Linked DNA regions of Mus musculus: all the other regions are linked to region 1. A link is a loop called in an ENCODE intact Hi-C map of the cell type or tissue named here. Cell type or tissue: gastrocnemius. All regions are shown on one strand.

Region 1 (8,000 bases):
TTTTCAAATCCTGTTAATGTTTCAAATGCCTATACAGCTGTGAAATATGGACTCTGCCATATTGATCTCCACCTTCTCAGTACTGTGGATAACAGACCAGTACCACTCCTGACCAAGTTCTTATTTTGGGAGTGGGGAGCAAAGGGACAGAGGATGACAAGATGGCTCAGTGGGTAAAATCACTTATTGTGAAAATTCAAGGACAGAGTTTAATTCCTGGAACTCACAGAAAGTTGGAAGGAGAGAACCAGCTCCACAAAGTTGTCCCCTGACCTTCATGTACTACGTGGCATGCCTACACACACACACACACACACACACACACACACACACACAGACATGCACACACACACACATGCACACACACACACATGCACACAGACACAGACACATGCACACACGTGCGCACGCACACACACACACATACACACACACACGATGAAATGAAACAAAACCCAAACAACCCCCAGGATAACGGTACACAGTAGGTCAGGACAACCACTTGGAGACTCTTCAAGCTGGGTATGATGATGCATGGCTTTAATCCTAGCACTACAAGATCAGCAGGCAGATCTTGAGGCCAGCCTGGTCTACCTAGCACAGTCTAGGCCAGACAAAGCTAAACAGTGAGACTCTGTTTCAAAATAGCAAGACAAAATAAAAATATCTAAATAAATTAATTGTAAAAATAAATTCTTCAAAGTTAAACTACCCAAGAAGTATTGTGGGCTGCTCAGTAAATTACTTCTTACTAGTTTTTAAATAGTGCTACAGCCCTTAGTCATTATTTGGGATTTCAAAAAGCATTAAAAATAAAGTATTCTCTTAAATTTCGTGACAATATTCTCTTAAATTTCCTGACCTGACTCATTTCTTATTATACTTGACCTCACCTGATCTGAAAAATCTGTCTTGAACTTAAGAGATACTGCTGTGTGTTTAATGTATTATTAGCATACTAGTCATGCTTTTTCCTAAAAAATAAAAATTATGATTTTGGGTTGCTGCTCCAGACCCCATGGGATGTCATGTAACATAAAAATATACCTGTTTAAACTCCAAAACATTCTGAGATCCACCGGGCAGATATTCTGTATTTCACTTCTTACAGACTGTCTTAAAAGTCCATTTAAGTATCAAGAGGATATGCATTTATTTTGGGGGGGAGAAATACAGTCTAGAAACCCAAGGAACCATTATCATAAGAAATGAAGCAAGGTGAAAATCCAAATAAAGATCTTCATTGAAAAAATGTGATCCAAAACCCCAAGAAACTATTACAAATAAAAAATAAAAATATCTGCCGAAAATTCATGTTTTACTATGGTTTGTGTTAGAACAGTGTTTTTCTGATTTCTTTTTCTTTCTTTCCTTCTTTCTTTCTTTTTATTTTTTTTTAGTACATTGTAGCTGTACAGATGGTTGTGAGCCTTCATGTGGTTGTTGGAAATTGAATTTTTAGGACCTCTGCTCACTCCGATAGGTCCTGCTTGCTCCTGGTCAACTCTGCTCGCTCAGTCCCTGTCTGCTCAGGCCCAAAGATTTATTTATTTATTATTGGACATAAATACACTGTAGCTGTCTTCAGACACACCAGAAGAGGGCGTCAGATCTCATTACGAGTGGTTGTGAGCCACCATGTGGTTGCTGGGATTTGAACTCAGGACCTTCAGAAGAGCAGTCAGTGCTCTTACTGGCTGAGCCATCTCACCAGCCCAGTTTTTCTGATTTCATTAACTGAGTTGACTTACAATTCGGATTTTTTTCTAACTAGTATATATGTATTTTAACTGGTATGTATAACTATCAATGTGAAGGAAAAGGTGCCTTCTATAAAAGCATGCTTATAAACCCCACTCCTTTCTGTGCTCACATTTCTCGAGGATCGCAGTTCTCTTTGAGCTGCAGGATGTGGGTGCTGGGAACAGAACTCCCATCTTCTACAAGAGTGGCAAGCTCTCTTACCTGCTGAGCTTTTCTGAGGTATCCTGGTCAGATGACTGACAGCCCATTGGAAGGGGGTGAGAGAAGTCTTTGTTCTCTCTCTTCCTTCCTTCCTTCCTTCCTTCCTTCCTTCCTTTCTTTCTTTCTTTCTTTCTTTCTTTCTTTCTTTTTTTTTCCTTTGGTTTTTTTTCAAGATAGGGTTTCTCTGTATAGCCCTGGCTGTCCTGGAACTCACTCTGTAGACCAGGCTGGCCTCGAACTCAGAAATCCACCTGCCTCTGCCTCCCAAGTGCTGGGATTAAAGGCGTGTGCCACTACTGCCCGGCAGACGTCTTTGTTCTTTAGCAGAAAGCTTGGACTACACAGTAGTCTTATGATCATTCTACAGTTCAGAATATCATCTCTCTGCTCAAAGTGAGATATTACTCTTATCACATGTAGGCCAGGCTAGCCTAGAGCTCACTGTGTAGCTGAGGATGACTTTAAAATTCTGATCCTTTTGCTCTCTCTCCTCCAGAGTGTTGGGATTAGAGGCATGCACCACCATACCCTGTTTATTCTGGGCAATTCTAGACAATCACTATACCAACTGAGCTATACTCCCAGCCAGCCCCAGATCCCATTCTTTTAAATGGTAATCAAAGGCCTGCAATTTTGAATCCTGGTTTTACAAACTGCTAATTATGTGGAAGAAGTCCATTTTCAAGATTTAAGCCTGCTAATATCTGACCACTGATACTAGGTTGCAGGCTCTAATGCTATGGATTACTTAGATGTTTTCCTAAGACAGCCCAAGCCCCGCCCGCTTCTCTTCGTACAGCTTCGTTGTAAATTCCTGATTACAGTGTTCCTAATAAAGCCCAAGTCTAAAAGATAACAGAATGAGAGCGTAGGGACTCCGCAGGAAGACCCACAGCGTCAACTAACCTGGACCACTGGGACTTCCAGAGACTGAACCACCAACTGAAGAGTGAGCGTGGGACCAGACCTAGGCCCCCTGCATGTGTTTGTCAGACCTGCAGCTTGCTTGGTCTTCATACTGTCCCCCAACAACTGGAGTAGGGGCTGTCTCCAAATTTGTTGCCTGTCTGTGAATCCAGTTCCCCTAACTGGGCTGCCTTGTCTGGCCTCAGTGAGAGAGTAAGCGTCCAGTCCTATAGTGACTGATGTGTGTGTGTGTGGGGGGGTAAGGGGTGGTGGGATACCCAGGGGGGTTCCCCTTTCTCAGAGAAGAAGGAGAGGGGATGAGGGGTGGAGCTGCAGAGGGGACTGGGAGGAGATGTAATATTGGAATGTAAAGTGAATAAATCAATTAGTTAAAAAAGTAACAGGATGTCTTCACCCTGGAGCAGTAGAATGCCTTAACTCACAGCCAGCCATGAGAGCAATCATGGGGTCTTGAGTAATCTCAGTAAGGAGGTTCTGTATGAAGTTAAAAACTAAAACCCTGCCCTGCATTTTGGTAGCTGTGTCTCCTGACCAACAGAATGCCCCTTTGTGGTTAAATGCCCTGAGATGTCTGTCTGTTCATCTCTCTCTCACTCTCTCTTTCTCTCTCTCCAGGGCATTTTCCCCTATAGTTGCACTAAAATGAAGTGTCTGAAACGCAAAAGATCTCAATTTCATTATATTATTATAGACATTGTGGTTTTGTGACCTGCTTTCCCTTGTGGTTGTTTTCTAGAGCAGCACAGGAAGAAATACCTCAAAAGGAAGACTTGGTTGATCGTGATATGGAAGTGAAAATAATTTAAATTTCTAAAATTACTTTTGCCTTATATAGCTTACCTTTCTCTGTTAAATGTGCAGTTTGAATTGGAACTTCATGGAAGCAAGTGTATTTTATTCAAATCCATCATATCTTGTGTTGGAATATTACTTATCTCATGAATACACTACCGTCTTAATCATAAATATTTCTTTAAAACCCACAATGCCGAACTTAACTTTTGCTTCAACAGCCTATGTCTCTCAACAGTAATTTTTCCTTTTGGAGGACCAGAATGAAGAGATCCCTATTTAAACAAACAAACAAGCAAACACACAGACACCCAACTTAAAAAATTTCAATATATAAGAAACAAATGAATCAGCAAATATTAAGAACCTGTCTTATGGAGGCCAATGTGGACTTGAATTGTGTGGAAAATGAAAGAACTTGAAATTAGAGTTTTGTATATTATTGTTCTGTTTAATGTTATGCTTTCTTCGCTGGTGATACGGTAAATGTCATTAGTTTCATAGCAACACGGGAATATGATGGTTCAATTCGTGATAGCTATGACAGTTCTTGGGGCTTCTGTATATATTGAAACATGTATTAGCTTAGACTGATATTTAAGACCCAGGTCACCTGGCCTCTGAGCGATCCTTCCCATTTCGCTGGTAAGTCAGTTAATTTGTTTCAAACGGACTGTGTTTTGAGGTGACTACATCACTGACCAAAAGCCACAGAGGAAAAAGCTGTCAGGGAAACCACTAAAGGACTCTTTACAGCTAGCGAGTGGGGCGTGTCGCCGCAGAGCATGCGCAGCAGCAGAGGCGGAAGCGAGCCTCCCTGGGGCGGAAGTGACGCACCGCCGGCTCTCCGCTTAGAGAAGGTGTAGCCGGTCTACGCTGAGAGGCAGTGGTGGTGGCCGCGGAGGTTCGGGGCGCGGCGTAGCGTGCGGGGCGGAGGCCCTGACCGGTAAGGTTTGCGGACGGGCCGCGTGCTTTCGAGGTAACCGGCGCTCGCGCTCCGTCTCGGCCCTGGAACCCGGGCCTGGCGAGTTTTGGGAACGGTCTCCGTGGTGACGAAGCTCTCTTTCCCAAGGACGAGCTTCCCCCGGGCCGCGATTGTGACGTGTTTTGGGCTTGGGGTGACCGTAGAGTGGGAAGCGTGGCGGGAGCGGGCGTGCTAGGCCGCGGCTGGCCCCGGCTGGCCCCGGCGTCTAACAAGCCAGGGACGGGTGGCGGGCGCGCTAGGCCGCGGCGAGCCGGGGAGGACCCGTTGGGTTGTTTTGGTTTGAGTCTCCGCTGGAGGAAGAGGCGGGGACTCCCTGTGTCGCCTGGTTTGGCTGTTTACCTGGCTTGGCTTGATCTCCGGCTTCTCCTGGGCTGAGAGATTAGTTGAGTCTTGCTGTTTGGAAAGCAGCCCTCCCCCTCTGGTGCCCAAGAGAAGGCTTTAAGAAATCTTGGGGAGGATCGCTTCGCTCTGTGGTCGTCTGGACTTGATTTCACGACTCCGCCTCCCTCGCTCCACCCACTGCTGACTCTCCCCGGTGTTTTGGACCCGGCGGAAGGTGCAAGACGTGTTCTGGCTAGCGCTCATCGCCCGAAAACTGTACTGTTAGAACGTAGCTGGGGTGTTCGCTTGTATTTCCCTGTTGAGAAATATGAAGTACAATTTGTTCCTGAAAGTTTTGTTGGAAAACGTTGTGGCGTTTGACTATGATAGATTTCCGGCTTTATCGTTATGTTGGTATGTTAGACATTTTAATGCTAAGTATCTGCCAAGTATGCTGCTTTTTGCCAAGTGGTAAAAATTCATGATTAGGACACGAACAAATATAATTAAAATTTTAGTGTTCAATCCCAAAACATTCGAAAATGGTTATTTGAATAACATTCCTTAAAAGTGGGTTGATTAAGTGGGTTTGTGATCTCCAGGTTACCCTCTAGGTGTGGAGAAGAAGCTGAGGCCAAGGACTCGCCTCCATTCTATTCTTCTCAGGGGTAAATTGGATTTCTGTATGTCCCTTTCGAATGTTAGGCAAACGCCCTGAACTTATCTTAGATTTCTGCAAGAATATATTTGACTATGCTAGGAATGACTGGTTAACCTCCTCCCCCTCGTCTTTGTTATTTGTTAAATTTCAAATACAGTTGTATTGTATTATTTGTTTTCAAGTTATTACATTAGCTGCATACCATTTGCTCTTAGAATCACAGTCGTGTATGTGAAATGTATGTGAAATGTAACCATTGAGTACCTTTTCTAGGACAAAAATAACATCTTGGAATTATAAATTGTAACCTTTAAAGGATGCTGTTTTTAAAAAAATTTAGACTTATGCGTATGAGTGTTTTGCTTGCATTTTATGCCTGGTTATATCTGACTTAAGTCAGAAGAGGATGTCAGATCTCCTGGAACTAGAGTGATAGATGGTGTGAACCACCATGTAGGTGCTGTGAACCCAACTTAGGTCCTCTGTAAGAGCAGTAAGTGCTCTTAATTACTGAGTCAGCGCTCCATCCCCTAGGATGCTAAGTTGGTTTTTAAAAAAAGATTTATTTATTTTATTTTAATACACACACACTGTAGCTGTACAGATGGTTGTGAGCCTTCATGGGGTTGTTGGGTATTGAATTTAGGACCTCTGCTCGCTCCGGCCCAAACATTTATTTATTATTATAAATAAGTACACTGTAGCTGTCTTCAGACACACCAGAAGAGAGCATCGGATCTCATTATGGGTGATTGGCTGCTGGGATTTGAACTCAGGACCTTCGGAAGAGCAGTCAATGCTCTTACCTGCTGAACCATCTCGCCAGCCGGATGCTAAAGTTTTTATATGCAGTTCTAACTATATATTTATATTTCCTTGGAAGAATTAACTTACCTGTAAATTTTATTTTTACTTATTTATTGGCTGGGTCTTAACTATGTTGTAGCCCTGGCTGTCCTGGAGCTCTGCATGGAAACCAGGCTGGCTTCTGCCTGTTTTCTGAGTGCTGATGTTAAGGTGTTTTCAACCAAGCCCTGCTTCACCTGTGAAGCTTGTTGGTGTATTTTCTTTGGACTGATTGTTAGTATGTAAACTTTGGGCTTTCTGCACTTGTAGCTCTAAAGTTTACATTGTTCTAAATAAGCCTTAATAGAAATTACAAAGTTCTATCTTCTAATACTTGTGGGCCAAGAACAGTGTTTTACAAATGAACGTATTTTAAAAGATACAAAAATTAAGTTAAATTGGATCTGATATTTTATCAGCTGGGATTATAGCGCTTGGGAGCTGAGGCAGGGAGGAGTGTCGTGAGCTTGAGGCCAGCCTCAACTAGAGTTGCACAGCGAGTCTTTCTCAAAAGAGAAAACCACAGCTGGGCAGAATATAGGAATAACCAGCTATCAAGGCTGGTGGAGATAGAGATGGCTTCAGGAGTGCAGATTAACAAGTCTTTGTTCCTGCCTCCTCAAAGTTGGCTGCTAATATCTTTCTGAGGCTATGCTATTCTACAAACTATGCAGAAGACTGAAGAGTAAATAAGGGACTTGTTAAATCATCAGGCTATTTTTATTCTCCTTCACATGTTTCTGTCATTTAGGATTTAAGTTTGGAGACATTTTACACACACACACACACACACATTGTTTTTTGTTTTTTTTGTTTTTTGTTTTGTTTTTTTTGTTTTTTGTTTTGGAGGGAGGGTCTTGCTCTGTATGTAGCCTTGGCTGCTCTGGAACTTAATGTGTAGGTCAGGCCTCTTCAAACTTACAGGGATCTGCCTGCCTCTATTTTCAAAGTGCTAGAAATAGGCCCCTATTTTTGTAATTGAAGGTTTTTAAAAACAATGGCTGTCAACCCTTATCTTAATTATGGTACAAAAGTGTTCATGCAGTGTTTTCTATTGAAGTAAGTTAGACACAGGGGTTTGTTACTAGCTTGGTTTTTTATTTTCTTTTATTGACTTTATTTTTGAAATTTCTGATTGCACACAAAGGAAACAGGAGCAATGAAATTAAGACTTTTGCTGTTTTTTTCATTACCCCCTTCTTTCCTCCAAACACATTGTTTTTTCTTCTCCTGGAGTTTCTAAAGTGAATGGTAGAAATTAAGCCTTTTTACTTACGGTTTTTCGAGACAGGGTTTCTCTGTGTAGCCTTTGCTGTCCTGGAACTCACTTTGTAGACCAAGCTGGCCTCAAACTCAGAAATCCTCCTGCCTCTGCCTCCCAAGTGCTGGGATTAAAGGCGTGCGCCACCACGCCTGACTGCCTTTTTACTTGTTTTGTAGCTAAGTGATGGAGAGTTAAAAAAATATAATGTAATTTATCACCCAGATTTTTTGAAACTTAAT
Region 2 (8,000 bases), 130 kb before region 1:
AGTTTCTTTTAACAGATGAAGCATCAGAACTGTTCTAGATTAAAGACGAATGAAGAAACTAAAACCAAATGCAATGCACTAACTACTGTCAGACACAGGACGAAAGAAAACACAAAAGCCCGGCTCCGTGTGGGAACAAGTAGGCAATGCAAGTCTGAAGTCTCCCCACTAACACCAGACAACCAGCTAATGCCTTGGGAAGATCAGTTTTGCAGTTACATGGAGCCTCTTTTCAGAAAACATAGGCTTGAAGTATTTAAAAGTAAAGTTTGGCCAAAAGGTGCATGCTTGCTTTCTCCCCCTCTCCCCCACCACCCCCCGCACTCCCTCCCATCTCTGTGTGTGTGTCAAGTATGGAGTGCACACAAACTAAAAAAATAATAATAATAATAAACAGAACAAATGATGAGCTAGCAGGAGCTCCACTATTAATAGTAACTATTCCATAATATATTATCTACTCATAATTCATGAAATCTGTGTATAAATGAAATCTTATGCTCATTTCTGAAACTCCATTTTTACTGTGATTTCTAGACAAGCAAGACGTACAGGAATAAAGTTCTTACCCAATGGTCAACAGAAGTAAATTAAGTAATTACCTCTTTATTTACACATTACTTTTGTATAATATTGGAGTTAAATTTCTTTTTTTATTTTTTTATGTACCCAGGGTGGTCTCGAACTGCTGGTCCTGCTGCTGGGGTGGGGGTGGGGGTGGGGGTGGGGGTTGGTTTGTCTTGCTATGTAGCCCAAACTAGCCTTGATTTCAAAACCCTTCAATTTGCGATGTTCATTCAGTCTTGGATTTGTGGCCTGGAATAGTCTACCTCCCAGGGGCCACACCCTTAAAGCAAACAGACTCTCCCTTCTTCCAGCAGCTATCAGTTGCCAACGCTCCTTAGCTAGGATCTTGGTCTAAGACTTACTGAAGCCTGTTAAATATTAGTTTACTTTACATTTATCTATTTACCTGTCTATCTGCTGGTGTTTTGAGACAGGGTTTCTCTGTGTAGCTCTGGCTGTCCTGAAACTCACTCTGTAGACCAGGCTGGCCTGGAACTCAGACACTGACTGCTTCTGCCTCCTGAGGGCTGGTGTTAAAGGTGCACCTCCACCACCTGGCTGTTTACCTTTATTTATAAAAAGTTCTATTTATATAGTGACATTTCCTTTCTATATTACAGCTATTATTCTACAAAACTCTTCTATCTCCATGGTAAAGTGAACTTCAAATACCCCATGTTTTCAAAGGTCTCCCATTCTGACTTTAAAAAGCTTCTGAGCCACCAAGTGTTACACACTCATTACTTTCACACAGTGTTTTACAGCTAAGAGATGACAGAGGAAAATATATATAACGAATGGTATTAGAGGCCTCAATTAACCCACCAATGAGTCTGAAGGGTAGCTACCATTGTCCTGGTTTATAAAACAGCACAAAAAGGGATCAGACTGAGTAGTCTAGCCAGTGTCACAAAACTAATACAGAATATTATTGTCAAAAGCCAGGAGGAAATGATACCTAATGATGCAGCTGAATATTCATTCATTCATTCATTCATTCATTCATTCATTTGCCTTTTGCGGTGCTAGAGATCAAGCCCAGGCAAGCGTTTAGACACACTTACTCTTAAACACACACACACACACACACACACACCCTTTCCCCCCCCCCCTTAAAAAATTTTTTGAACATTTTTTTTGAAATAGGATCTTACTAAGTACCCTGCCTGGCCTGGAACTTTGCCATGTGTACCAGGCTGGCCATGAATTTGTCGCAATCTTCCTGCTTCTACTTCTGAAGTGCTGGGTTACAAGCATGTGCCACCAGGCCTGGCTTACAATGCCTTTTTCTACCTTCCTCGCCACAGAAAACTAATATTATAAAATTATGTACACCAATTATGTATAAAACACTTAACATTACCATAAGCCTATTATATATTTACAATAATTATTTTAAGTTGAATTAACAAATCTTATAACCTATTTTCACAACCTAACAAAAAATACAGTAAAAAAAATTAGGTTAATGTCAGACATGGGTACGTAGTGAGTCTGAGACCAGCTGAGGCCACATGAGACCTGTTTCACAAAAACAAGTTTTTCCATGTCAAGTATTTATTTATATTAAGTCATAATGAAAATTAATTATTTCCTTCTTATTGGACATTTGAGCTATTTCCAAGTCATCACCAAATTATACCAATGTTTCCTAATATTTTGGTCTTGGGACCCCTTCATTTTACTATTTACCAGTGAGGAACCCAAAGCCTCTTTGTTCACATGGGTTATACATATCCAGTCAAAATTTATAACACTAGAATTTAAAACTAAGGAAAATTTAGACTATTTCTCTTCCTTTACTTAAAATATGATCACATGTTTTTATTTTTAAAATGTTACACCACAACAATAGAAATGTTTACGGAGAGCACTAGTTCACAACTACAACCCTCTTTAGCTCAGGCATAGTGGAAGGCAGTTGGGTTATTTTTTAATGCAGGTTAAGTGTGAGTGCTCTGGGTGAGTAGACAGGGAACACAGACAACATTAGAAGAGGGAGCAGCACTTAAATAGCTTTTCCAAACACTGGCTATTCGTCCTTGACAGCAAACCAAAATCTGTTGACTGGTCTCTGCAGAGCTAGCTACAACATGGGATCTGAAAGTACTACTAGGGGATTTCTGTACTGGTACATTAAAATCAGTCTACTTTACAATAACCAAATAATGACCATTTGAAATTTATTAAGTTGGTGGGTTAGATAAAAACTTCAAAAATTCCTATTACTCAGTATGAGGAACTTGTGTTTTTAAATTACACTTCCCAGCAGGTCATAAACATTTCAGGATGCTCTCAAAATCACAGTCAGACACAAGAGTTTCAAATAATTTTTCACTTGGACAAACTGGATTTTACAACTGAGAAGAAATATATCAACATTTTTTCCCTTTGAATTAAAAGCTCTACTAGGTCTTTATATCAGATCTCATTTGTCATTTTTACAAGTAAAATGATGTTCTACCAAAAGAAAAAAAAAACTTCCTCCAGTTTAGCTTGCAATTACATCGCTGTATCAATGGTAGCGGAAGACCTTGGTGCACATGTGTCGTTTCATCACAGAGAACACTGAGCAGATGTATTCAAACTCAAAATTTGATAAAATAATTCCCTAACCCTAACCCTGATTACTCCTCTGTTGCGAATATTCTTTTTTTTTTAGCATGACCCCAGTCAATTCTGAGATTGAAGGCAAATTTAATTTTCCCAATTCGCTTTTTATACCATTTTAATTACAGCGAATATTCTTAAATGAAACTGTATCTGAACCAAGAACACAACGTGGGGTTGGAAACGCAGGTCAGCTCATAGAACGGCTGTCTAGTGTGCACAAGGCCCTGGGGCTGATCCCTAGCACCACATAAACGGAACTGCACCCCTGTAATCTCGGCACTTGGGAGAGAGATGCAGGAGGGTCAGAAGTTCAAGATCACCTCAAGCTACAGCCCAATCCTGGGCTACATATGACCGTGACTCAAACAACAAAACCTACAAGATGGCCATCCTGACTCATGCTTAGAGACAGCAGTGCCTACTATTCCTTTCACGAGGCTCACTGTCTTGTGAGGAGAACGGCTGTGACTTTATGGTCCATCTAAAGGAAGGGCTATGGGTAGCAGCACATCATGAACCAGTATTCTCAGAGTTAGGGACAGTAGAGTACAGCAGTTAAAGAGCTTGCCCAGTGTATGTGAGGCCTGGGGTTTTAATGCTAAAAATTCATCCATATCACTTAAATATTTATATGCATTCCTAACGTAGTGATAAATTTGTTAGAAACAGAATTACTAAGTCAATTGTGTGTTTCTATACATTTGATACATACTGTTAAACTGTTTTTTGATTTGGCTGAAATATTTTGCATTCCCAAAGTTGTCTATAAATTTATGTATTTACCCAGCCCTTGCTAATACAGACACACACACACACACACACCTTTGTCAATTTAAAGGTTTAAAAGTTGTGGCGTTTTTTGGACCACTCCCTGTGTCATCAAGTGCAGGTAGGCTGTTTCACAACTAGCCAGGCAACTATGCATATGTGCCATCTTTATGTCCCCATTTCATTCTATTAAAATAGATATTTTATCTGCCACCCTGTCTAATTCTCTGAGCTAACATAAGGACTAAATAAAATACAAGAAAAAGAGTGAACACACACAGAGAGAGAGAGAGAGAGAGAGAGAGAGAGAGAAGGGGGCCAGATGAAATGCTACTGACAGTCTAAGGAAGTATATGAGCTTTTCTGTTTCACTAGAATTTCGTTACACCAAAAGCTTTGGGGCTTAGATTAGCAAAACTTTCATTTTATTAAGCAGTTTTCCTCTCTTAAAGTAAGTTATGGTATTTTGTCAGATAGTTTAGAGGAAAAATTATATAAGATGGCAAAATTCTCAACTGAAGTACACATGTAAAATTCACTGATGGCAGTCTCAAGGCTAGCCTTCTTCCAAGCTGATTCAAATCTGAGAAGATGGATGGTTTATTTTCTCCACACAAATAGAATCCACCTAGACACAGAGTTGGGGAAAGTCACCTGAATGGACTGATGACCCTTGTGACAGTTTATGCTGTACATGTTCTATGTATGTGTATTATGTGTGGTATGCTTTAAACATGTTTTCTCTCATGAACACTATGCCTTTGTTGCAAATATACAAGGACAGAAGACAAGCATCACAAGATGTGTCCACTTCTGTCCCACTGATCCTCACAGTCTCCCTAGGACACGGAGCTATCACACCAGGAGGTGCTAGCCTTGTGGCTGCAACAGTGAGCACCTCTACTTCCCTGGGACTTCAGCTCAACAGCCCTCACTGGTGACTTGTGACATTGTCCTGCCAGTCCCTGCAGGTCCAGTACCCTGACAGGCCATTATGAAAAGGCTCTCTAACAGGGCCACTGGCTGTCAGAAGCCACCAGCTGGCCTGCCACAGCCCTGCAGTCGCCAGGGTCCAGCTGCCAGTCTGGGCGGTGCTGTCCATGCTGAGCAACGTGCCGCCCAGCTGCTGCGTGGTCACGTCCATCTGGAGCTCTCCAGCTAGACAAATCTCTATGCTGTCAGATCTCTTCGGCAAGCCTTGTTATGCAAATCCAATTACTCAAGTGTGCCCTGTAACTGCTGGCTAAGTGCTCCTAGAACCCGTCTCATACTGACAGTCAGTTCACATTTTTTTCTTCCCCAAAAAGTACCTCATTTATTCTTGCTTTGCTAGCCCTTGTATCATTAAAGCAGAGCAGCTAAACTCCACGGTATTCTAACCTCTCTGCAGTGGGTTCCTGTTCTCCACACAGAGCTCAGAGGAAAATTAATTACAATACAAAACCTTCTAATCAGACACGAGAGGTGTTCAAGCTGCAGAGTTCCTACATTTGACTGAGGTCGTTTTACTACCAGAAATATGAGACTTAAATTTTAATGACAAAAATGGAATTATTAGAATAAAGCTGCAGTAGTACTTACTAATATCCAATTTTAAATTTTAAAACAAGGACAGACTTTTTACCACATGAAGTTCATCTTGGCTCCTTCCCTTTCTAAACTCCTTTCTCCCCTGCACTGTCTCCTGTACATGAACCCTCTACACACACCTCACCTCACTCCTTAAATTGAGGTTTCTCTCGTTTCCCTTTAATGATTCACTCTAACTAATCACTGATCTGAAGATTACTTGGGAAGTAAGTTTTCAAAGTCACTTAACTATTTCTATTCCAGTCAAAAGATAATTGAGGGGAGACTCCACAATGGCCCAAAAAAATGTCACTATAAAATTATACACTTAAATATACTGAGAAGGGGAAAAGATGAGCTTATCAGTAGCTTTATTTTCACATTCACAGTTTCCACAATCTAAGTCCAGCAGTTAGGAAAGAAAGGACCTATATAAATGTCTGCCAGTCACAAAATGATACAAACATTATACAACCAGCATTATTTAAAGGGCTATCTGGACCTCATTTCCCCAAAGCCTGTAAGTGGAGTAGGACTGTTCAAGAACCTTACTGTAGCAGTCACAGCCGTTCACTGCTGACTGCACAGTCACACTTGAGTTTTAAAGACCTAGGGACTAGAGGATCAATGCTGCTGCTACTGCCAGGTTTCTGTTTGTTTCACTTTCTAAGTGAACTTGGAAAATGGGTAAGAAATTACACCAGGCAAGGAATTTATCATAAATTGGAATGCAGCATCTTAAAATATACCATGAGATCACTCTATTTGCTAAGACAGTTTCACTAATTCACAACTCTCTAATTTTGTTTCTAGGGATAATAAAATTCCTTTAAATTACATATGATATATGATAAGCCCAAGAGCTTATATTCTTTGTTTCTACCCTGTCTTGATCAAATGAGAGGAATGCATGGTACCTCTATGCTCAACTTAAACCCAAACTGCTTGGTACCTGCTTTTCAAGTGCTCATCTTTAAGTAATTTTAGTTTTGGTTTGTTTGTTTGTTTGTTTTGAGAGGTGGTGCCCTTTGAGACATAGTTTCGCTGTGTAGTCCTGGCTGTCCTGGAACTCACTCTGTAGATCAGGCTGGCCTCAAACTCAGAGATCCACCTGCCTCTGCCTCCTGAGTGCTGGGATTAAAGGTGTGTAATTTAAAATTTAAGTAACTTTAAAAGTCAACATCTTTTAACTCTTCAGAGACTAAAGTTTAGAGAGAATTATGTAAGTTGAAATTGAAAGCAAAAATTTCAAATGTATTTAAAGGCATAAGTATATTTATTACCATTTGCACTGTAGGAATAAGTATCTAGCCTACAAAGTGACATTTTAAAATGTGGGACTGTGACTACATTAAGTAATGTGGCTACACTGAAAAGATGTGTTTTTATCTAATGAACTGGTTATACCAGCATGGGATGTTCCTACCCACATACTCAAAAGAGGGCAAAGTTTATTTCCATTGTGGTAAATTATATTTCTCTTATTACCTTTAAAAATTACAAAAGCTTATATTTCCATTAGGAATAATTTAGGATATTTTAAAATATTTCTTCTCAACACTTAATAATGGACAGAGAAGTCTCAATAAACTAAGATTAGTCTTTGAACTAGTCTGTCAGAGCACACCCCCTTTTCTCTCCTTGCCCCCAAGATCTCACTATTGTAGCCCAGGATAGCTTTGATGTCACTGCTTAGCCCAGGCAGGCTCAGAACTAGCTAGTGGTCCTACTGCCTCAGCCTCCTGAACACTTGGGATTCCAGGCATGAGTCACCATACCCAGTTCCAGATTTTCAGTGTAAGTAACCACTCACTATGACTAACTCACTTCCTCACTGGAATTAAATACTTTGCTCTCTCTTCTATGATCAGAATTTATTGCCTATGTAACTCTTTCTACTTTAAAATAGCAAAACCAGAAGTCTCCTAATTTCCAAACCATCTCAACATTTCCTTTCTGATTCTTTCAGAAGCAGTCAGAACCCAGGTTTCCCATTCAGAACCAAAAGCCAGCACAGAATAAGTACTGTACACAACAAGGACCAATTTTCGGATTTTAAAGCATCTAATTAACCCCCTCTACCTCTTTAGAGCTCTGATACTATATTTCAGAGGTACAGCATTCCAAAGGCATCCCTAATTCTTTCATAGTCCCAGATACAGGCTCCACTTAGTTCTACAAACCAGAAATGCTATGTTCTTCAAGTCTAACCATGATAGTAGCAACTCGTATTAGAAGAGCAACCACTGAGGCCAGAGAGATGGCTCCGTGGTTAGGAGTGCTTGTTGATCCGATCCTGTGCAGGCCTGGACTGATTCCCAGAACCAACACTGGGTGGCTTGCAACTGCCTATTACTCCAGCCTCAAGGGACCCAACACTCTCTTCTGATCTCCCATGCAGGCACAGATACATAAATGCAAAAACATTAATAAACAACTTTTTAAAATTGGAAAACTTAAGAAAAGAACATAATGAATGGCTA
Region 3 (8,000 bases), 120 kb after region 1:
TCGGCTCTGTGAGAACAGTTCAAGGGGCCTTGGTCCAATCTTAAGCATCTGACAGAAAACAAAACATCAAAACCAAAGCCAACCAACTGAGCAGAGATGATCATGTTTGAAAGAATGGAGCTTTAAAATAAACCAAGGGAACTTAGGGTGCAAGGGATGATAGAGTGAGATGCACCCCAGGCTGCTGCACTGGGTGAGGGGACTATAGCCAATGTAATCTTAGGAAGCAAAGAATCCTCATTCTAATGACTAGGATGGAAAGAAGCGACTCTGCCTGAGGAAGGCAGGGGTGCGTGTGCGTGTGCGTGCGTGTGTGTGTGTAGGGGGTATAATGATTTTTAGGTCAGCACAGGGGGCCCTTTGGTGTTTTATATGTCTTCTCTTAAAATATGCTAAGGGTTTGGTGCCCTTTGAATGGTATCATCTAGCTCTTCAGGCTCATCTGCTCCTTACTATACTGTCCTGTCACCTGTCTGAGGGCTTCACTGATTCACACCCTGTGGATGGAGGCTCGGGGGAGGGACTTAGAGTAATAAGGAAGCTTTCTTATTCCAGGCCAGGGAAGGCAGGGAAGAAGCTCCAGACAAGAAATGTGAGTGTTGGAACATCTTCTGGATATATGCCCAGGAGAGGTATTGCGGGATCCTCTGGTAGTACTATGTCCAATTTTCTGAGGAACCGCCAGACTGATTTCCAGGGTGGTTGTACAAGCTTGCAATCCCACCAACAATGGAGGAGTGTTCCTCTTTCTCCACATCCTCGCCAGCATCTGCTGTCACCTGAGTTTTTGATCTTAGCCATTCTGACTGGTGTGAAGTGGAATCTCAGGGTTGTTCTGATTTGCATTTCCCTGATGATTAAGGATGCTGAACATTTTTTCAGGTGCTTCTCAGCTATTCGGTATTCCTCAGGTGAGAATTCTTTGTTTAGCTCTGAGCCCCATTCTCTAATGGGGTTAATTGATTTTGAGTCCACCTTCCTGAGTTTTTTATATATATTTGGATATTAGTCCCCTATCTGATTTAGGATAGGTAAAAATCCTTTTCCAATCTGTTGGTGGCAACACATGCTCCACTACATTCATAGCAGCCTTATTTATAATAGCCAGAAGCTGGAAAGAATCCAGATGCCCCTCAACAGAGGAATGGATACAGAAAATGTGGTACATTTACACAATGGAGTACTACTCAGCTATTAAAAAGAATGAATTTATGAAATTCCTAGGCAAATGGATGGACCTGGAGGGCATCATCCTGAGTGAGGTAACCCAATCACAAAAGAACTCACATGATATGTACTCACTAATAAGTGGATATTAGCCCAGAAACTTAGAATATCCAAGATATAAGATACAATTTGCAAAACACATGAAACTCAAGAAGAACGAAGACCAAAGTGTGGACACTTTGCCCCTTCTTAGAACTGGGAACAAAACACCCATGGAAGGAGTTACAGAGACAAAATTTGGAGCTGAGATGAAAGGATGGACCATCTAGAGACTGCCATACCCGGGGATCCATCCCATAATCAGCCTCCAAACGCTGACACCATTGCATACACTAGCAAGATTTTGCTGAAAGGACCCTGATATAGCTGTCTCTTGTGGGGCTATTCTTGGGCTTAGCAAACACAGAAGTGGATGCTCACAGTCAGCTACTGGATGGCTCACAGGGCCCCCAATGGAGGAGCTAGAGAAAGTACCCAAGGAGCTAAAGGGATCTGCAATCCTATATATAGGTGGAACAACAATATGAACTAACCAGTACCCAGGAGCTCTTGACTCTAGCTGCATATGTATCAGAAGATGGCCTAGTCGGCCATCATTGGGAAGAGAGGCCCATTGGTCTTGCAAACTTTATATGCCTCAGTACAGGGGAATGCCAGGGCCAAGAAGTGGGAGTGGGTGGGGGAGGGTATGAGGGACTTTTGGGATAGCATTGGAAATATAAATGAAGAAAATACCTAATTAAAAAAAAAAAGAAAGCTGGGCGTGGTGGCACACGCCTTTAATCCCAGCACTCGGGAGGCAGAGGCAGGCGGATTTCTGAGTTCGAGGCCAGCCTGGTCTACAAAGTGAGTGCCAGGACAGCCAGGGCTACACAGAGAAACCCTGTCTCAAAAAAACAAGAAAAAAAAAGAAAAAGAAATGTGAGTGTTTGAAATGCTCTTTCTGAATCCGGAGCACTTTCTAGCAAAGAATACTTTCACCTAAATACTCTGACAGTGAATTGTAACAGGCGTGGGAAAGCAATGAGCTAATAACCAAACCAAACCAATCCAACTTGTACAGCAACAGGGGTCTTCAAGTATAACAGGCTAGCACTGATTTGAGACTATCTCCACAGGATAGCATCTCCTGAGTCCTGTGGCAGGCAAGCAAGGAGGAGGAGACATTTTGTTTCAAAGCTAGGATACATTAGCTGCAAAGAAGGTCACCAATACAGACTTATACCTGCAGAATATTGGCTAAAGGGTGACATGGATACCAGTGAGCTCAAATTATTCAAGATTTGTGGCCTGAACACACACACAGCTTTCAGAGACTTCAAGGGACAGAGAGTTCAGGACAGAAAGTAGCAATGCAGCAACAAACCAGCTCTTGGCAGACATTTCACTACGACACAGGGCACTCAGTGGTGGGAAGCCCCAAGGTGTCTTCTAAGCAGTAGTGGAATCTGAGAAGACTGTTTCAGGATCCCCACACAGTAGGACTTTTTGGTCATGATTGCCAGGGTATAAGCTGTTTTTACTAATGGTATACCAAGTATTTTATCCTTCCTAAAGACATGTGCTACCACCTCCAGGCACATGCAAGGTTCTTGAGTGGCTACAATGAGTGGGACACCTTCCAGTGAGCTCTGGGGCGCGTGAGGAACAGTCACCAAATGCTTCTCATGGAGATCTAGCTATGATTTGCTACTGCAATATTGGCAAATGCATCTGAACTAAGGCTAGGGTTTCTTCTTCACGTTTAGTTAAATAATAAAAAATCCTAGTGATTCTTTACTTTCTGGATCAAGTAATATTTTTATCTGCACACTAGCAACACTTCCCTCCGTGTGTGAGCACCAATTCCAACCCAAGACAGCCACAGAATTCAGCACTCAGTCACTTCTGTTTTCCTATACATGTTAACAGTACTTCACTTCTGAAGGGCAGAGGTCATGTGGCCGGCATCTCTACAGTATCGTCAGCACAGGAGGGCTGTCAGCAGCGTACGCAGAGGAGGAATGGCGCGGCCCATATGCTACAGCACATGCACACTGTGTTACTGACTCGCCAAGTAACACTGAGCATGTGCTGCTGCCCAGAGCGGTGGGATCTGAGGACAGACTTGCCAGCAGCTGCCTGGCTATTCCATTGAGAAGAGCTGTGGCGATTTTTGCCAACAATGCAAATTCCCATTTTTCTGTATGAATTGACTATAGATTACCTGTTCGCTGTAGTTTTAAAAAAATAGCTAAGGAGTAGAACCTCGAAGCAGAATGGCGATAACTTCAGGGGCAGAATACAGCCAGTGGGATTGACCGTGGCATCTGGTGGTTTGCACTGATGTGCTGTGAACTGTGAGGAATGGCAGAGACTGCTGGGAAGGAGTGCTTGAGCCTGGTTCAGGTTTCATTAGTGCGAACAGTCTAAACATGGCCCCCATAAAGTCCTCTGGCCAGCTCTCTGCCCCCGGAAGGTCCTTTGGCCAGCCCTCTGCCTCAGACTCCTCTTTCTCAGGCACACAGAGCTGGGATTTCTGAAGCTACAGAGCTGACTCCAGGACAGCTGCTCCATAAGTGAAGGAAGTGGCACTGAAACACAGGCAAGCAATTTTAAATGCTAACCAAGGTGGGGGGGGGGGAGACCACCTCGTTGGTGCAGGCTTGAAAATTATATTTTGCAGAATTACAATGTTTGAACATGGGGGCATATTTTGGATCTGGGAGTTAGGGATGGGAATGAAAGCTGGACATTTTATGGAGCTAACCTCAGTGAGGGATTAAAAAAAAATGTAAGTTCGCTCATTCTCCAATTGGTGAGGAGTTTAAAAATGAACAATGACTTAATTTCTCCAAAATTAAGTGAAAAAGTAAGCCTGTCAATCATCCCATGAACACGAGTGGCCCACGCTGTCTTCACTGTCTGACAACGCGTCGCCCTGCTCACAGGCTGGACCGCAAGCTCAGGGCACAGGTACGAGGAGGTTACAGCTGGAAAAGGAAGGTGGCCGGCTGGCGGTCCAGTTGTATCTGTGTTGCTTGTAAATAATCACTAGTTGACTAGTTCAAACAGAAACACTAGAGATAGGCCCCGTTGTTACAATGCTATTAAGGAGAGGCAGAGAGGAAAATTCACTCCTTGTTCCTAATAGGTGATTGCTAAGCGACTATGAAGGCTGTCCTACCCACTCTATGTAACTGTGTGACCTCGGAATCCTCAACTGCTGCTCACACAATCCAAGCAACGGGACAACTCACAGGTGTGACTGAATGCTTGAAAAGACGTTAAGCCGTGCTGGAGGAATGACAAGTGCCCTGGACTCACCTAGCACTTGCTGTACATTACACTCAGGATGTTTTAAAGTGCTGGGACCTCGGCTTGATCTTGAGACTTCAGCCTCTCGTGGTGGCTGATGCCTCTTGGGGCACAAAATTATGTACATCGTTAAAACTTCATCAAGTAATAATTCTACTATGATTGTTAACATAAATAACAGCAGTAAATAAGTACACAGTGATAGATCTGTTTCCGTTCTATCCAGAGAATTGCAGTTCAGCTCTGATGTGTGAACTCAGGACATTATTCCCACTGCTAACTGCCACTCAACTTCCTGAGGGTGGGTCTTCCTTCCATTTAAGGTTAGCACATTCCTAGCTAAACAAGAGAAACAGACCAGCTTCAAACAGGACTCATTCACACAGGGTGAGGTCTACATACTCAGGGGTCACGTGACCGGGCAGGCAAGTTTCTGCCTTCTGCTGTTTTTCTTCCTGACAATAGAAGGAAAAACTGTTCTTGTGAAAATTAATTAAGTTTTGTTCATACGGAAAAAAGAGGCCAATGTGAACAGAAACAAGGGCCTCTCGCAGGAAGAAGTCCTTGTCATTCTCAGTGGTGCAGGACAGCTTTCTCATCTGACCAATGTTCCCCTCACCTTTCCACCAACAACAAACGTATCGGCTGCTAAGATACACTGCCACGATATGATTGCTGGGAAAATACATGGTGTAATACCAAGCACTCTAAATACCCGTAAGTGGAAAAAGACATAAACGACCATTTTAATTACTTTCCGCATGTAAAACGCAGCTGTAGTAATGTTGGCAGGTCTCACCTGCCCTGTTTTAAATCTGTGACATGAAATCATGACACTTAATTAAGTCTTAATGCATAAAAATATTTTTATTTACTTTTTATGGAATATCAGCATTTAAAGCTTTCTATTTATGTAAGTGCTTTATAAATTACTTGAAATACTTAAAAAAAAAAAACCCTGAGTACTACTAATCAGCAGTTATAAGTACCAGTTTCAATTTCATTAATTAAATGCCTTTTTGGTGGACTCCTGCTGCTGTGTGAACTAGCTCTAGGCTATGAAAGTAATGAGTCCGGACAGAGTCATCTGATCTCACACTTGGTGCAAAACGCAGGGAAAGGCCTTGCCCACAATTCCTAGCCTGTTTACCAGACTGCAAGCAGTCGGTCTGACTGTTGGAAGCATTAAGAAGCCTCAGGCTTTGCCCTTCCCCCTTCTGTAGTTTCCCAGTTTCTGATTTTTAGAAGGATTGTCTCAGAAAATATGGTATTCTAGCGCCCTCTGCAGGCCGCAAGCCTGTCAGCCTCTTGCCAGCGTGGCTTTTCATCAGCAGAAGTGGAAGCGAGGGATATCACGATTATTAGAGCCCAGAGGCAGAGCTCACTGGAAGGATGTTTCCTAAGGGCAGGCTGGCACTGGTTATTCCCCCCCCCCAAAAAAAAGCCTTAGGAAAACCCTCCTTTGCTGGCTTGTTCGGGATGTAAATTTCTGTCTTCAAAGGACATGGCAGAGCTTTAGGGGACTGACTTGTTTTTTATTGTCGATGTCCTAACAGTTCTTAAGGTCTGGAAGAATACAGGCTCTGACTGATCCCTCAGAGACTATACGGTGCCTGGGCTTAGGAAGGCTAGTTAGGGAGAAGAAGAAAATAGAAGTCAACTGTGTGGGCACAGCTGAGACTTGCTCAGCCAACGTCTCATTCTCATGAAGTGGCAACTTAGGAAAATGCAGGGGCTCTCTCAAGTGTTTTAAGGAACTTAGCATGGATTTTTAAAGGGCATTTTATATTGATTTTAAAACATTTTAGATGGGGTTGATATAAAACATTGCTGAAAGAAAGCTACTTGTAAAGATAAAATTGTGGCGGTGGGGAGGTGGAGAGACATCTCTGGGGTTAAGAGAACCCACAGCTCTGGAGGAGGACCTGAGTTCAGCACCCGTGTCTGGCAGCTCACAACTGCCTGCAACTCCAGCTCCAGGGGGTCTAAAGCCTTCTTCTGCACGCATCTGCCGCAACACTCACCGATATGCATGCACATAAATCAAAAGAGATAAAAACGAGCAAATGTCAAGAAAGTGACAAGAAAACAAAGGAAGGCCGTGGCTCTGATGGAGAGGCACTCCCCAGGCCACACTGTGAGCCTTGGAGTCTGCTTGACTATCAGCAAACAATCAATAAATAACCTTTTTGTTCATTTTCTTCTACCAAGTCTTGCTATAGCTATAGCCCAGGTGGTGTTGAGCTAAAGGCCCTCCAGACTTCTGGGGTTACAGCTGCGTGCCCCCACAGCTAGTCTGAGAGTCTCTCAGGAGACTTGTCTTTCAAATAGTTTTAAGTCAGCATAAGTATTAAAAGGTACTGAATTAGTTTTCTTAACAGTTAAGAGCATTAATTTTTTTCCTTCCAGTACTGGGGACTGAACTTTGGGCCTCAGGCACAAAGAAAGCACTCCATCAATGAGCTGAAAGCATTCACTTGCAATGTGGAACATTATCCCATATATTCCCTTGTAGTGAAGTTATACAGTGTAGGGTCATTTATAAACCTCTTGAATCATAACGAGACCCATGCTTTAGCCAACTCACAGAGGTGGATAGACATCTCACACACAGGAACTCTTACCCAGGCAGTCCACAATGAAACTGAAGAAATGTCTGTGTTAAACTATCCTTTCATGGTGCTGTGGTCATTTAACAGGCTTTCTTGAGAGACTACAAGGATACCAAGGAGGCAGGGGTCTGAGGGCAAGGTTGCAGTTTTGCTGGGAGCCTGGGGCCTGGCAGCACCTTCACCCAGAGGATATTCAGTGCTTCAGACAAGATCAGTATGTCCTCAGGGGAACGGACCAGAGATTTTGGTTCCAATAAAATGACACTTCCAAATAAAAACTCAAAATGAAAATGTTGAGCTTCCAGATTTGTTAAATTCAGGAACAAGGGCTCTCAGCAGGACCTGTCAACAGCCCGGGTTAGAAGAGGGCAGCTGCTGCTGCGGTGTAGCTCAGCATACCCATCCCAAACATCCCAAGTCAGCCACACACCATTCGTCCAGGCTGGAATCTGGCTGCCAGACTGGTCCCCAGCTCGGCTTATCTCCCACTGGGAGGCTGAGGCAGCCAGGAAGGAATGGCGGTTTTCCAGCAGATGTGGTCTGCTGAAGAAGGGCAGCCCAACCCAGGCTTGGCGCCGCCACATTTATGGTCCTTCCTCCACTTCTGCTTGCTGCCTGCTGCCCCCTCATTGCTTGCTGGCAGCCCCAGCCAGGGGACAGGTGATGAGGATTAAGCCTAGCGTATTTGCATATCCTCAGCCTAGGGAAGGAAATTAATACCACAGTGACATGATTTAGTGGCTAGGTTTATACAGTGGAAAACGCTGCAGCAGTTGTGAGCTCTGGGAGACCAAGGAAGGCATGGAAGGCAACGTGTTTGGCAGGATGGGCTAGCTCCCGGTCAGTGGAAGGAGCACGAAGAAA

What was found. Peaks named below come from ENCODE experiments on the same cell type or tissue, not always from the same donor. Only the 100,000 strongest peaks of a DNase experiment are listed, where the experiment ranks them.
Region 2: a loop joins it to region 1, with 2.2 times the contacts of the local background. A loop is called at or near these places in 2 of 42 quality-filtered maps.
Region 3: it touches region 1 in a loop (2.8-fold over the local background); 11 of 42 quality-filtered maps call a loop at or near these places.

Annotation. Positions count from the first base shown.
Region 1 is chr6:52,709,226-52,717,225 of GRCm38, forward strand. Tax1bp1 (Tax1 (human T cell leukemia virus type I) binding protein 1) reads left to right here and starts at 4,504. Exons shown (of 18, transcript NM_025816.3): 1 at 4,504-4,630. In gastrocnemius, no CTCF peak of the experiment used is centred here; DNase peaks (open chromatin) are centred at 4,510 and 5,122; H3K4me3 peaks cover 2,274 bases; H3K27ac peaks cover 2,758 bases.
Region 2 is chr6:52,579,496-52,587,495 of GRCm38, forward strand. The region is part of intron 4 of Hibadh (3-hydroxyisobutyrate dehydrogenase); the gene reads right to left. It overlaps Gm33047 (a long non-coding RNA gene), which reads right to left and starts at 318. Exons shown (of 2, transcript XR_377679.3): 1 at 1-318. In gastrocnemius, a CTCF peak has its summit at 4,985; a DNase peak (open chromatin) is centred at 5,031; H3K27ac peaks cover 391 bases.
Region 3 is chr6:52,833,131-52,841,130 of GRCm38, forward strand. All of the region lies in intron 2 of Jazf1 (JAZF zinc finger 1), which reads right to left. Among named protein-coding and RNA genes, the nearest start is that of Gm52903, 29 kb to the right of the region's middle. In gastrocnemius, no CTCF peak of the experiment used is centred here; DNase peaks (open chromatin) are centred at 3,274, 3,581, 5,774, 6,499 and 1 more place; H3K4me3 peaks cover 1,158 bases; H3K27ac peaks cover 2,540 bases.